2 separate regions of the Homo sapiens genome follow, and region 2 is linked to region 1. The links are chromatin contacts, found by Hi-C or POLR2A ChIA-PET in ENCODE. All regions are on one chromosome and are shown on one strand. The core of a region is the stretch at or near the end of the contact, and the rest is flanking DNA. Distances in the headings are between cores, read along the strand shown.

Region 1 (6,762 bases), core at 1,420-3,919:
GCGGTTTGAGGAAGCCCTCTGTAGTATGTCACTTTTTCCATCCTCTTTTCTTCTCTGCATTTAGGCCGTTTCCCTCCCAATAATGTTACACAGACAGCAGTGGGGCAGGGAGGAAGCTTGGTTCGAAGGGCTGACACACACACAGGCGCCTTTCCCCTCTCGCAACTTGGTTTTACATTGCTAAACTCTCATCTGCTGTGTGCATTAACTGGGGTATGTGTTGAGTGAACGCTCAGGTGACTAGAACGTCATCCACCAGGTGTCCTGCAGATCCCAAGCCCCTGTTAGAAGTGTAAGCCTTGATAAGCGGGATATGCACTCACAGGTTTAGGTGTGTATGTAATTTCTGAAGACAAAGTCCCGAGTCGCAGGGTAGGGATTGTAAGTTACATATTAGGAAGGTGTAGATATGTGTTTCTCAAATTAGAGTGGAGAGTATAGGGCAGGTCACCAAAGTATTGATGAAAAGTTTAGTTTCCTGGGCCTTACTGCAGACCTGCCCATCAGAATTATTGAGGGAGAGGCCAGAAAATGCATTTTATTTATTTGTTAGATTATGTTGCTGTTTTTGAATAGCTGATCCAGTTACATAGGCCAGATTTCAAAAGGAAACTGCATTTTAATTTTTATTTATTTATTTTTGAGACAGGGTCTCACTCTGTCACCCAGGTTGGAGTACAGTGGTGCAATCACAGCTCACTGCAGCCTTGTCCTGTTGGGCTCAAGTGATTCTCCCGCCTCCGCCTCCCAAGTAGCTGGGACCACAGGTGCATGCCACCATACCTGGCTAGTTTTTTAAATTTATTTTTTATTTTTAATAGAGGCGAGGTCTTGCTGTGTTGCCCAGGCTGGTGTTGAACTCCTGGGCTCAAGCTATCCTTCTGCCTCTGCTTGCCAAAGTGTTGGGATTACAGGCGTAAGCCATCACGCCCAGCCTGGAAACTGCATTTATAAAGAGCTTCCTGGAGATTCTTACCTACGCTTAAGTGTGAGAACCACTGGGTAGCCATAAGGAGAATTTATCAGTCTGAAGCGGAGGTGTGGTGTTGAGAAAAAGGGTGATATTAATAGTGGGGGGCTTAGGAGGGAGTTCATTCAAAGTGCTTCAGTGTCTTCTATGGGTGAAGCTGTCTGAGGAGGCATGGAATGCAGGAAGAAGACAAGATGGAGAAACGTGAATCAGATGAAGTATGAAAGACACCATTTGGTAAAGTGCTAAGTAGAATAGAAGAACATTCTAGAATGTGTGGGATGGTAAGTCTGAGATGTAGGAGCAAATAGGGGGTGGGAGGGCTTCAGAGAGGAGAGAAGACCCTACATTGCTGAATAGATGTAGTCAGTGACGGCCTCAGAATGATGAATAGATGTAGTCAGTGACGGCCTCAGAATGATGTAAAGTCATCGGACCAGGATTCTGAAAACCTGGGTGGTACTGTTCTAATATCACATGGCAGCCACAAGTGATGAAGTAATAGAAGAGACATCTATAGACCTGTGACACCAGTTTTTCTGTATTCTGGTCCTGGCTCAATTGCTGCATACCCACATGACCCTGAGCTGGTTAGTTAACCTTTCTGAGCCTCAGTTTCCTCGTGAGCACAATGCAAGTGATGCTGTTGCCTGCCTTGCTGGCCCCTGTGAAGTTGTGATATAATGCTCTTCAACTGTGGAAATGGGTGACCCCTGGGAAGCAGCCCCTCTGGCTAGCCCTGATGGTTCTTCCCAGAGACTGTCCTGGCCAGCCGTTTCCTTTTGAGGGGTCAGCCTTTCTTTTTTGAGATGGAGTTTCTCTCTGTCGCCCAGGCTGGAGTGCAGTAGTGCGATCTCCACCTCCCGGGTTCGCGCCATTCTCCTCCCTCAGCCTCCCGAGTAGCTGGGATTATAGGTGCCCGCCACCATGCCCGGCTAATTTTTGTATTTTCAGTAGAGACGGAGTTTCACCATATTGGTCAGGCTGGTCTTGAACTTCTGACCTCGTGATCCACCTGCCTCAGCCTCCCAAAGTGCTGGGATTACAGGCATAAGCCACTGTGCCTGGCCAGAGGTGTCAGCCTTTATTTCCAGCCTTCGGACCCTAGAATGGTTTGCCAAAGGCTCAACAAAGTCCCTCTTGACTAGCAGCCTTAGAAATGGTTTTCTCATTTGGGCTGGGTGCGGTGGCTCACGCCTGTAATCCCAGCACTTTGGGAGGCTGAGGCATGTGGATCACCTGAGGTCGGGAGTTCGAGACCAGCCTGACCAAAATGCAGAAACCCCATCTCTAGTAAAAATATAAAATTAGCCGGGTGTGGTGGCGCATGCCCGTAATCCCAGCTACTCAGGAGGCTGAGGCAGGAGAATCGCTTGAACCCGGGAGGCCGAGGTTGTGGTGAGCTGAGATTGCGCCACTGCACTCCAGCCTGGGCAACAAGAGCGAAACTCTGTCTCAAAAAAAAAAAAAAAAAAAAACATGGCTTCCTCATTCAAAAGCACAAGTTTTCTAAATGGGTCTCAGTATTCCAACAGCAGCCCAGAAATGTGGGAGCCACACACAGCCACATTTTCCTGGTGGGAATTCTCCCTCTCTCTTTGTCTCAATAGCAGATTCTCCCAAGGGGTGGGTTGGTGCTGGTTCAGGGCCACTGTCTCTCCTGGCATGCTGAGGTTCTCAGGGAGTGGGTAGTGAACTGTGCTTCAGGCAGCCTAGGCAGACTTTTATGATACCCAAGGGAGGGGTTTTTATAATCACTGGATGACTGTGGGGGTTTCCCCAGTCAGCGACTCTGTTAATTTGTGGGAACTTCTGTCTGTGCTGTGGGGAGGTTCCTGAGATTCTGTGTGGCCAAGGGCAGTGGGCTCTCCCTGGGGGTGGTTATGGGGGCCCGCATGGGCACTATCATGTACAACCTCCCCTCCAGGAGACACTCTGGCTTTTTTTTTTTTTTGTCTCCTCCTTGGGGTGGTGGCGGGGCAATGAGGGGAACGCTTGTCTGCTTTGGGACTGCTGAGGTGTCCCAGCAGCTAGCTCGTATGGTACCTTTGTGCACATTACAAATAAGTACTCCCAGTCGTGGGCGCAGTGGCTTACGCCTGTAATCCCAGCACTTGGGAGGCAGAGGCAAGTGGATCACTTGAGCTCAGGAGTTTGAGACCAGCCTAGGCAACAAGATGAAACCCTGTCTTTACAAAAAATACAAAAAAACTAGCTGGGTGTGGTGGTGCACGCCTGTAGTCTCAGCTACTCAAAGGCTGAGGCAGGAGGATTGCTTGAGCCTGGGAGGTCAGAGCTGAAGTGGGTGAGCTGTGATGTGATTGCACCACTGCACTCCAGCCTGGGCACCTGAGCGAGACCCTATCTCAAAAAAACAAAAAAACAACAACAAAAAAACCCTTCCTCCAGGTAGATGCAGTCCTGCACCAGGGTTCAGGCAGTATTTCAGTGTTGACTCTTTGGTCAGACATCTTGAGCAGTGCACAACCTGTACAGTCAAAGGTGGCTGTTCCATTGGCATGAAGGCCTTGCAGCTGTGGCTCTTTGTTTCCCAGCTGATGGGCCAAGATGATTTTGATGCCTCTGTTCTAAAGTCATGTTTCAAGTGAGCCCTCTTCACTACTGTTCTGCCTCCTATGGTGGTGGGATGGGGCAATCCTGCCTGTAACATACAATAGGAGAAGCCGGTGAGGGTGGAGCCCCATTACTGTACCCACCCCACATTGTATATCTGTGGCTGCTGAAGTCTTGACCTATTTCTGGGCCCCTTCCCTGTGAGAGGATTTTGCTGTCTTGCAGATACAGGCTCCTAGCCTTATGTGATAATTGGTGTGGAAGGCTGGCAGAATCCTTGGGAAGAGTGGGCCGCAGAGTTTATTTCACATTTTATTTAGGAGCTTTCAGTTTTCCTTTCTCTTGTTTCCTCTCTCCCTGGGGACACTAGGGTCTCCAGGTAAAGTGTGTGGGCATTCCTGATTTAGAGGAATTCCTGCAAGAGAAGTGGCAGGACCTCAGTCCCAAAGGCAGGTCTTGGGTCTTGCTGAGCTCCAGCGCTGGGTATCCTGGTGATGTTCATACCTCTTGAGCCTGAGGAAGCACCAGGAGGAGCACTAGGGTCAGTGTTGGAAGACATGGACTCTCCTTCCACATTTGCCTAAAACTGCCTGTGTGACCATGGGCAGGTCCCATCCTCTTCTCCAGGCTTCAACTTCAGAACAGAAGACCTTGGAGGGCCCTTGCTGAGGCTCACTCAGTGTGGCATCTCCAGCCTTGTTTCTGCCACACCTTACAGGCTCTCCTTACCCTGGGTTTAGGGAGAGCACTTTAATCTAAGGGCTGCTTTTTATTCTGGAGTCTCTAGTGCGTGGGCACAGATGTGTTTAGACTTGACCAACTGGTGATGTGGGTATTAGGGTATAATTTTCTGGGTGCAAAGGGTGCTGTAAAGATTTAGGAGGGAGAGTATTTGACAGGGAAAGAAACTGAGGCACAAAAGTACGATCTGCCTAGCACTACAGAGCTGGTGAGGAATAGGGCTGAAGCCAGTGTGGTGGTTCACACCTGTAATCCTAGCACTTTGGGAGGCCAAGGCGTGAGGATTGCTTGAGCCCAGGAATTTGAGACTAGCCTGGGGAACATAGCGAGACCCCATCTCTACGGAATAGAAAATAAAAGAAAAATTAGACAGCAGCGGTGGCACGTGCCTGTGATCCCAGCTACTTGGGAGGCTGAGGTGGGAGGATCACTTGAACCTGGGAGGTCAAGGCTACAGTGAGCCAAGATTGCACCACTGCACTCCAGCCTGGGCAACAGTGAGAGACCTTGTCTCAAAAAACAAAGGTAGAAAGCTGAGACCAGAGTGCCAGTCCCTCCTGTGCCTTCACTTAGAGTCCTTGTATGTCCAGGTGTTACTGTGCTATGATATGCTGCACACGTGGCCAATTGCCGTGGCTCATACCTGTAATCCCAGCACTTTGGGAGGCCGAGGCGGGTGGATCATGAGGTCAGGAGTTCAAGACCAGCCTGACCAACATGGTGAAACCCAGTCTCCACTAAAAACACAAAATAAGCCAGCTGTGGTGGTGCATGCCTGTAATCCCAGCTACTCGGGAGGCTGAGGCAGGAGAATGGCTTGAGCCTGGGAGGCAGAGGTTGCAGTGAGTTGAGATCATGCTACTGCATTCCAACCTGGGTGAGAGTGAGACGCCATCTCAAAATAAATAAATAAATAAATAAATAAATAAATAAATAAATAAAGAGTTATGGTGAAACTATATGTAATCTAAAAGGCTAGAACACTGTGCCTAAATCCCGATGGCTTGAGCTTTTCTCATGAACCCATGAGTCCTTAGCCTCCTCCTCCTGGTGCTGCTGGAAGGTCACAGGCAGTTGCAGGCCCTGGCTTGTAGGTGCATTCCAGACTATTGCTTCCTGCTGGGAGATGTATGCTGAGCAGTGCTGTGGTGGAGACCACGTAGGAGGTAATAGAGTCATCCCCATAGTGGTTAATAGAGTTAGCCACCTCATACTACTTTTGTGTAGGTAGATGTGCCCACGCTTGGTGCTCCAGGCCCTGCCTCATAGTAGGGGCCTAATGATGTAGATTTCCCTTTAATTTCTGACTTTGGAGTCAAGTCTTTTAACCCTCAGGAGTGTTCAGGTGAGGTTGGATCATGACCTTGACATTCCGGGTGATGCCACTTTTCTTGTGCCAGGTGTATCTCTCTTTGGCTGAACCGTTGACCACTCTTGGTGATTCCACTGAGTTTGTTCTTCTGCTTTGGAGGTTCTCAGACTCCAGTGTGGGAACCTATGTTCTGTCAATGAAGGATGCAAAGGGACAACTCTAGTGATCTGATTCCATTGTAGCTCATCTGTTTACAAAGCTGGGCTGTTTCCCACCTAGAAGAAGAGGGAGAAGGCTCTGTCAGGCCAACAGATCCTTAGAGAGTGCTAGGATGGCATTTGAGATCCAAACCTAATTTCCAGCCACCTGAAAAACAAAACAAATCACAAAGAAAACATTGTCTTACAGCCTCAGGGGGGAGAAAAAAAGGAAATGCTGTCGATCTCTTAATAGTTCCAGCACAAAGAACAAAGCATTCTATCAGTTTAGTTCCTTTAGCAGATTAAACCAGTTGTTAAACTGACCAATTAAAAAAATGCCCAGCTACGCAGCAGCTTTTCTGCCCACGATCTGAGCTCCTCCTCTACCCCAGGGATCCAGGCCTCTTACCGGAGGAGTACTGAGGGGAGGGGGCTAGGCTGGGTCCTGGAACAGCCCTGGAGACCTGTAGGAAGGTCTCTCTCTCTCCTATCCCCCCTCCCCTTTAGCAAAACTTCTTAGAACAAAAGGCTGTTATTTAATAAACACCTGCACCCTGTTTTGATGGAGTGTCCTGAGCTGTGCCATGGACTGGGAAAAACAGGGTGGGGACCTTGTCCTTTGTTACTGCCTATGTAAGAGGCTGGGGTGCTCTCAGGGGTTGTACAGCCTCCTGTGTCTTTCCTTACCCTCTTTACCTTTGCCTGAAGGGCCTTTGAACATGGCTTGAGAGATCCTGCGGAAGCCACCAAGCCAGCTTGCTCTGTCTCCAGACAGCAATTTTAGGCGAGTCTCTACTTGGGCCTTTCCAAGAGACTCCCTTTTCCAGGCACTGCACAGCTGCCGCTGGTGACCCAGAAAGGGGTAGGAGAGCGTGGGCTCAGCCTAGCCTTGGTGCAGGTGGCACCGCTCTCTGCCCCTTCCCACTCTGCCTGGATCAAAGGAGCCTCCTCAGGGAGCAGGAAAA
Region 2 (6,762 bases), core at 2,031-4,530, 430 kb after region 1:
AGGAGAGATTAAAGCAAAGGCAGCACAAGGCCATGAGGTTCTGGAGGGCAAGGCCTGAATTTTATTCATCTCTAACTCCAGGGAATGGGGCCTGGCCTAGAAGACATGTTGGATGACACGGTAGAACAGGGTAGTAAAGACAGATAGGGAATGAGGAAATCATTTCCTTGCCCCTAAAGTTACTTCCAGGAAGGACAACCCTCTGAAACTTAGCTGACTGAAACAGCAGCTATATGGAGAACTCAGCCCTACTGGGCCTTGAAGGAGGGCCCGACCATGTATCCGTCTGCCCCCTCCCCTTGAAAAGACAGGCAGGCTGGGCGCGGTGGCTCACGCCTGTAATCCCAGCACTTTGGGAGGCCGAGGCAGGCAGATCACAAGGTCAGGAGTTTGAGGCCAGCCTGGCCAATATGGTGAAACCCTGTCTCTACGAAAAATACAAAAAATTAGCTGGGCATGGTGGCGGGCGCCTGTAGTCCCAGCTACTCAGGAGGCTGAGGCAGGAGAATTGCCTGAACCCGGGAAGCGGAGGTTGCAGTGAACCGAGATCGCGCCACTGCACTCCAGCCTGGGTGACAGAGTGCGACTCCATCTCAAAACAAAACAAAACAAAGACATGACAAGACAGGCAGACCTCAGCAGAGAGTACCCAGAATTCAGGGTTATAATGAGGAAGCCCTGGGAAAAGTCTAGCCGGCTAGATGGAAAGTTTAGAATGAAAGGTGTTACTGAGGGAATAGTAAAAACGCCTCCTCTTCCTGCTTATCTGTGCCTCCAGGCACTTTCGAGTATTTTCTTGAAAAATATATGTGAAGTGGTATGAAAATTTAGTCACTTCCCTCTTCTCTCAAGTGGCTAGCTCCTAATCATACCTGGGATTTTAGCTAGGTTTTACTTCCTCTGGGAAACTTGTCCTGTCCCACCCACCAACCTGCTTTGGCTCACATATCCCTCCTGTGTGCCCCATCATAGAATGAGTACTGTACTGTAACTGCACTCAAGAGCAAGGCTCCCATCTATCTTCACCACTGAACCAGATACGATTAGTTTAGCGTCTGGCACAGAGCAAATGCTTAATAAATACCTGCTGAGTGGTCCTGGGTATTTGATTAGCATTGATTAAAGGATGAACAAAAAAACCAAGCCAGGATTAAATCTAGTTCTTGAAAAGTCACTCAAAAACTATGCCCTGATATTTTGATTCTGAGACTGTTCTGGTGCTGGGAATAAAAAGATAAACAAGACAGAGCCTGCTTTTGAGATGCTGTTGGTCTCTGGAAGGAAGATTCCAGGAATAAGAAAGGATAGCAGTGGTGAAGTGCTGTCTATTAGAGGCAAGCGCAGAGTTCTTTTTTTTTTTTTTTTGAGATGGAGTCTCACTTTGTTGCTCAGGCTGAAGTGCAGTGGCACGATCTCGGCTCACTGCAAGCTCCGCCTCCGCCTCCCAGGTTCATGCCATTCTCCTGCCTCAGCCTCCCGAGTAGCTGGGACTACGGGCACCCGCCTGTCTAATTTTTTTTGCATTTTTAGTAGAGACAGGGTTTCACCGTGTTAGCCAGGATGGTCTCGATCTCCTGACCTTGTGATCCGCCCGCCTCGGCCTCCCAAAGTGCTGGGATTCCAGGCGTGAGCCACCATGCCCGGCTGGCAAGCACAGAGTTCTATAGGAACACCAGGAGAGAACAAACTGGGGATGGGATTGAGGAATGTGGAACAGAGGAAGTGACATCTGAGGTAGGTTTTGAGGGAAGATGAGTAGTCAGTTAGATGGAAAAGAAGAGGAAGATGGTGTGCTATTATTACTTGTTTCAGTGACAGGTGCAGTGATGAGAGGTGATGGGGTCATGAAGACGGGGAGCCCATCAGAGCCCAGGGCTTGAAATCTGACTGTAGTGTGCATGAAGGTCTAGGTGTTAGGAGGGAAGCTTCTTCAAGAGAAGGCTCCTCACCTGCTTCGCACCTGAGCAGGCTCCACATCAAAGTAGGGTCTGAGGATGTCGATGTTGGCGTACAAGCTGAAGGCCCTGGAGGCTTGTCTTTTCCCAGCCTGCCACATCTGAAGTAAGGAAGATGGGCATAGGTATTGTGGTACTGTTGGTTCTAGATCCTGTTGCCTATTTTCCGTTTGATTTCTACATGGTTCTAACTGGACAACCTGGGGCGAACATCACCAACACCAATTCCAGAACACGGGACATACCTAGGTCTACTTTTCTACCTGCAGAGGATTCAATCTTGCTTACCTGATCTGCCACCTGCCGGCTCAGCTGTCCCTTAAAGCCCTTCATGCCCAGGAACTCTCCATCCTCCTCTTCAGCAGCAGCTGCATCAGCTGCATCAGCGTCTACTTCTTCCTCGCGCAGGCGCTGATGCAGCTCACCCATATCCTCGAAGCTAGAGCCTGAGGTATCATCCATGTTCTCCATGTCAATCACAGCTGAGCCTCCGCCCTGTGAAGACAATGGCTCCTAGAGTGCAGGACTTTTCTGTTCCATCCATTAAGTCCTCTGCTCATCCCAGGGTTTAGGGCTTTGTTCTTCCACTGCTGAGGATACGGCTTGGAATCACTACAGATCATGCCACTCCATTCCCCCTCATATGCTCTCAGAACGCCTGGTTTCTAGCTTTGGCTATCTTTTCTAGCCTGGGAAACCTACTAGTCTTCCATTCATGTCTTTCTCCTATGTTACCTATCAAAGACTAAAAGGCTGAAAAAGTGCCCATTTCCTTCTTTCCTAAGCCCCAAACAAAACTATACACATAGTATGTTTTCAGCGAATGCCAGTGAATCCCACCCAACCCCACTCCATGCCTTACCCCGACCAACCTCCTAACTTGTTCCAAGAATACCTTCTTCCTAATGCCTCGGGCGGGCCCTGAAACCCGAGATCCTCAGGCTGGAGTAGTAGTCTGGCCCTTTCAGGTCAATGTTAATCCCACTGACTTTAGTGTGCACGAAGACCCAAAGAAGAGAGTTTTGTAAATGGAGCGGACTTCCAGGCCCAGAGGGGGAATCCCCAAGACACTTCTGGACATCGCCGGCCCTCCGGCTGCTGGCAGCTGGTGCCTTGGGGCCATTACCTGGATGTTTTCTTCGAACCCTCCCCATTCCGGGCCAGCTCCATTTCGGGCGCCGCCCGCCGGCGCCGCTGTAGTTGCCATGTCCCTTGAGGGCTCCCGTCGCTGAAACCCGCGCTAGCCCCGCGCGCGGAGTGGGCAAGATGTGGGCCTCCGGAAGGTAGACGTCCAGGGTCGAGGAGAGGTGGGATCGGCCGGAACACAAAAAGGAGAAGCCCGGATGTTTGGACAAAAGCAACTTCCGGAAGCTGGGGACGTGGACGGGGGCGGGGAAAAATCTCGCGATATTTAAGATTCCAGGAGGCGGTGCGTTGCCACGGAGACGGAGCAGGGCTACTAGGACGCACGCGCGAGATAGAACCTCTAGTCTCGTGGAGAGATTGAAGATGGCGGCTTCTCAGGCGGTGGAGGAAATGCGGAGCCGCGTGGTTCTGGGGGAGTTTGGGGTTCGCAATGTAAGCCTTGTGGCCTTGAGCTCGGGCGGGAGGAATGAGAGCGGAACAGGGATGGGTCTTGGGATTGGCGTGGGGATAGCTGTGGGCTCACTGTCCCTTCGTGGACAAATTCGTCCCTTTGCTCTAGGTCCATACTACTGACTTTCCCGGTAACTATTCCGGTTATGATGATGCCTGGGACCAGGACCGCTTCGAGAAGGTAAGTGGGGCCGGAGTTGTCTGGGGAGGGTTATGAAGGCCAGACCTTGTGGTCTGAGCAGCCTGTGTCTGTCTCAGAAGCTGCTCTTGGGGGTCGCTCCGTTTGTAAGTTTGTTGAGCAATGTGCTAGACGCTCCGTTTACAGGCCAAATTAGACACGGTTTCTACCCAGTTCTGCAAAGATGTTCAGTCTTGTTGAGGAATGGTGTGTATAAACAGTGAATCTAGTGTAATATGGTGAAGGTGGTTGATAGCGATGAAGACGGCAGGGTTGGGGTGGGGAGCATTACGCTGAGACCAGGAAGAGGGGCGGAGAGGTACTTAACATTTCAAGAGGAGGGTACATCTCAATTGAGCCTTGAATGGTAAGTAAAAAAGAACAGGAGTTAAATTATGAAGGGTTTGTTTCAAGTCAGTGAAGTTCAGGATATACAGGTTTTGTGTGTATTTAGTCTTTTGTATTGTTTCACTTAGCTTAAAATAAGGGTTAAAATTGCATTTAAATAGATTACTGAATGTTACCGTTTAGGCAACTGACCTTTGCGTGCAGCTTATAAACATGATCTGTAAATCAGTGCTTGGGAAAATTTTACTTTTTTAACCTGTTGATACAAGGAATAAAGTATGAACAATGAAAAAGGTTAATGCTTGAAAAAAAATTATGGCTTGTGTGAAGTGTGCTCCGGGCATGTCCAAGTAGTTCTGGCATGAGTGGTAGGCAAGGTTGAAGTGTGTCTTGGGCACTGTTGATGATAGGGAGATTGAATAGTTCTTAAGCAGACATGATGAGATTTGCAACCTTGGTGGCTGGGAGGGAATGAGTTTGAGGAGGATCATATGGAGCAGGCAGATCTGTTGTAAGGGAAGCTGAGGTTGAAGACATGAACTAAGACTGATGGTAGAAATAGAGCAAAGGTAGAATAGAAGGTAAATTTATGATTGCTTTGGTAAAGGCTGTGGGGGTAGCATAAAATGACTTTTTGGCTTGGGAACTGCTTTGATGCATTGTGGTATCATTTACTGAGAGGAGAAATGGGTCTGGGGAACGGGAATGATGATGCATTGTTTTCTGCATGTGGAGAAATCTAGCAGGCTAGAAGACTGCATGCTTGAAATGAGATCAGAAGTGAGATAACATTTTGGGAGTTGTCAGAACAGATAGTTGCTAAAACTGTTAGTACAGTTAAGGTGACCTGGGAGAGAGACAAGAACCTGGCAAATTTAGAGATGGGTGGAAGTCGATCATCAGAGAAGGAAGAAGAGTGGAGCTCAGAGCTCAGAAACCAGGGGAATAGTTCAAAAAAGGAGGAGATTTTTTTCTTTGCTTTTCATGAGGCACTCTTATGTCCCAGGCTGGAGTGCAGTGGCGCGATCTTGGCTCACTGCAACCTCCGCCTCCCGGGTTCAAGCAGTTCTGCCTCAGCCTCCCGAGTAGCTGGGACTACAGTCATGCGCCACTATGCCCAGCTAATTTTTTGTATTTTTGGTAGAGACGGGGTTTCACCATGCTGGCCAGGCTGGTCTCAAACTCCTGACCTTGTGATCTGCCCGTCTCAGCCTCCCAGAGTGCTGGGATTACAGGTGTGAGTGACTGTGCCGGGCCAGGAGGGGGTTTTTTAATCAATGCCAAGCATAACAGAAGTCTAGTAAGAGGACTGAGTAGTGTCAACAAAACTAAGCACTATGGTAGTTTCTGTTCTTCAGTAGAATAGCTTCTGTGGATGGTTTGGTTGGAAGCCATATTGCATAGGGTTTTAATGAATGGACGACAAAAATGGAGACTTTTCATGAAACTTAAAACACTGGGCGAGATAGAATATTTAATAAGAGACATTTGGGCAAAGGGAGGTTTTTGGATGAGAGGATAATACTTGAGGGAATTATCTAAGGGGGAGGTATGAAGAGATATTACACAGAGAGCAGATTTCACTTAAATGTTTTTTCCTGTCCCTCTAGAATTTCCGTGTGGATGTAGTACACATGGATGAAAACTCACTGGAGTTTGACATGGTGGGAATTGACGCAGCCATTGCCAATGCTTTTCGACGAATTCTGCTAGCTGAGGTATTGGCAGGCATGGTGACAAGGCTGGAGTTGCTTTGGGAACTGCACTGACACCTCACTTGGAGAATTAAGTGTCTCAAGCTGTCCTTCCCTCCTTAATTTTCCTGGAATTTTGCTGAGCATTTTACCTTCTCATTCTTTGTAAATTTCTCATTAAACATTCTAGGAAGAGAGATAGCTCCCTACCTCTGGAGGTTGGGGTTACGGGGATAGGTAGGGGGTCTGTTGGGTTTTTGCAGATAAGTGGTTATTTTTCCTTGGGCAGGTGCCAACTATGGCTGTGGAGAAGGTCCTGGTGTACAATAATACATCCATTGTTCAGGATGAGATTCTTGCTCACCGTCTGGGGCTCATTCCCATTCATGCTGATCCCCGTCTTTTTGAGTATCGGAACCAAGGTGAGAAAATGAAATTTTGGGAGAAGTGGACTATCTGGGTTCAAATCCTGGTTGACTGTGATGTTGGGTAAGTTACTTATCTTTGTACATCAGTGTCTTTCATCTGTGAGAACACTTGCCTTGTCTCCCAAGTTTGCCATAATTAAATGGGAAACACGTAAAGCATTCAGCATAGTGCTGGCACTCAGACGTTTACTAGTTCTTAGGAGCTCCCTCCATTTGTGCAGGAGATGAAGAAGGCACAGAGATAGATACTCTACAGTTTCGTCTCCAGGTCAGATGCACTCGGAACCCCCATGCTGCTAAAGATTCCTCTGACCCCAACGAACTGTACGTGAACCACAAAGGTGAGTAGTGGTAGGGTGAGGAAGAGGCCCCACCTGTGGGTAGCTGCTAGTTTTAGGGACTGAGATCTTCTGACATGTTTTTCCTCCAGTGTATACCAGGCATATGACATGGATCCCCCTGGGGAACCAGGCTGATCTCTTTCCAGAGGGCACTATCCGACCAGTGCATGATGATATCCTCATCGCTCAGCTGCGGCCTGGCCAAGAAATTGACCTGCTCAT

The links. A loop is a pair of places that touch in the nucleus more often than their neighbours do. ChIA-PET counts read pairs that join two places held with the same protein, here RNA polymerase II (POLR2A). Pooled maps may share reads with other maps.
Region 2: a loop to region 1 is called in a pooled map, with 2.4 times the contacts of the local background. The contact joins the promoter of YIPF3 here to the enhancer-like site in region 1. A Hi-C loop is called at or near these places in 1 of 168 maps with a recorded cell type or tissue (OCI-LY7), 3 of 37 single-sample maps with no recorded cell type and 8 of 50 pooled maps. POLR2A ChIA-PET finds 5 or more read pairs at or near these places in 3 of 52 experiments (HEK293, OCI-LY7 and WTC11).

The regions. Positions count from the first base shown.
Region 1 is chr6:43,083,507-43,090,268 of GRCh38, forward strand. The region is part of intron 1 of PTK7 (protein tyrosine kinase 7 (inactive)); the gene reads left to right. Among named protein-coding and RNA genes, the nearest start is that of PTK7, 11 kb to the left of the region's middle. RefSeq lists enhancers at 1-369, 6,121-6,714, 6,715-6,762. Within about 2 kb of position 2,670, at least 2 of the 41 ENCODE cell types and tissues checked have a DNase peak (open chromatin) inside an H3K27ac peak, as active enhancers do.
Region 2 is chr6:43,513,646-43,520,407 of GRCh38, forward strand. YIPF3 (Yip1 domain family member 3) reads right to left here and starts at 3,281. Exons shown (of 9, transcript NM_015388.4): 1 at 3,082-3,281; 2 at 2,244-2,450; 3 at 1,950-2,056. The coding sequence starts at 3,162. It overlaps POLR1C (RNA polymerase I and III subunit C), which reads left to right and starts at 3,444. Exons shown (of 9, transcript NM_203290.4): 1 at 3,444-3,533; 2 at 3,661-3,732; 3 at 5,688-5,795; 4 at 6,061-6,193; 5 at 6,421-6,540; 6 at 6,630-6,762. The coding sequence starts at 3,465. RefSeq lists an enhancer at 3,021-3,570.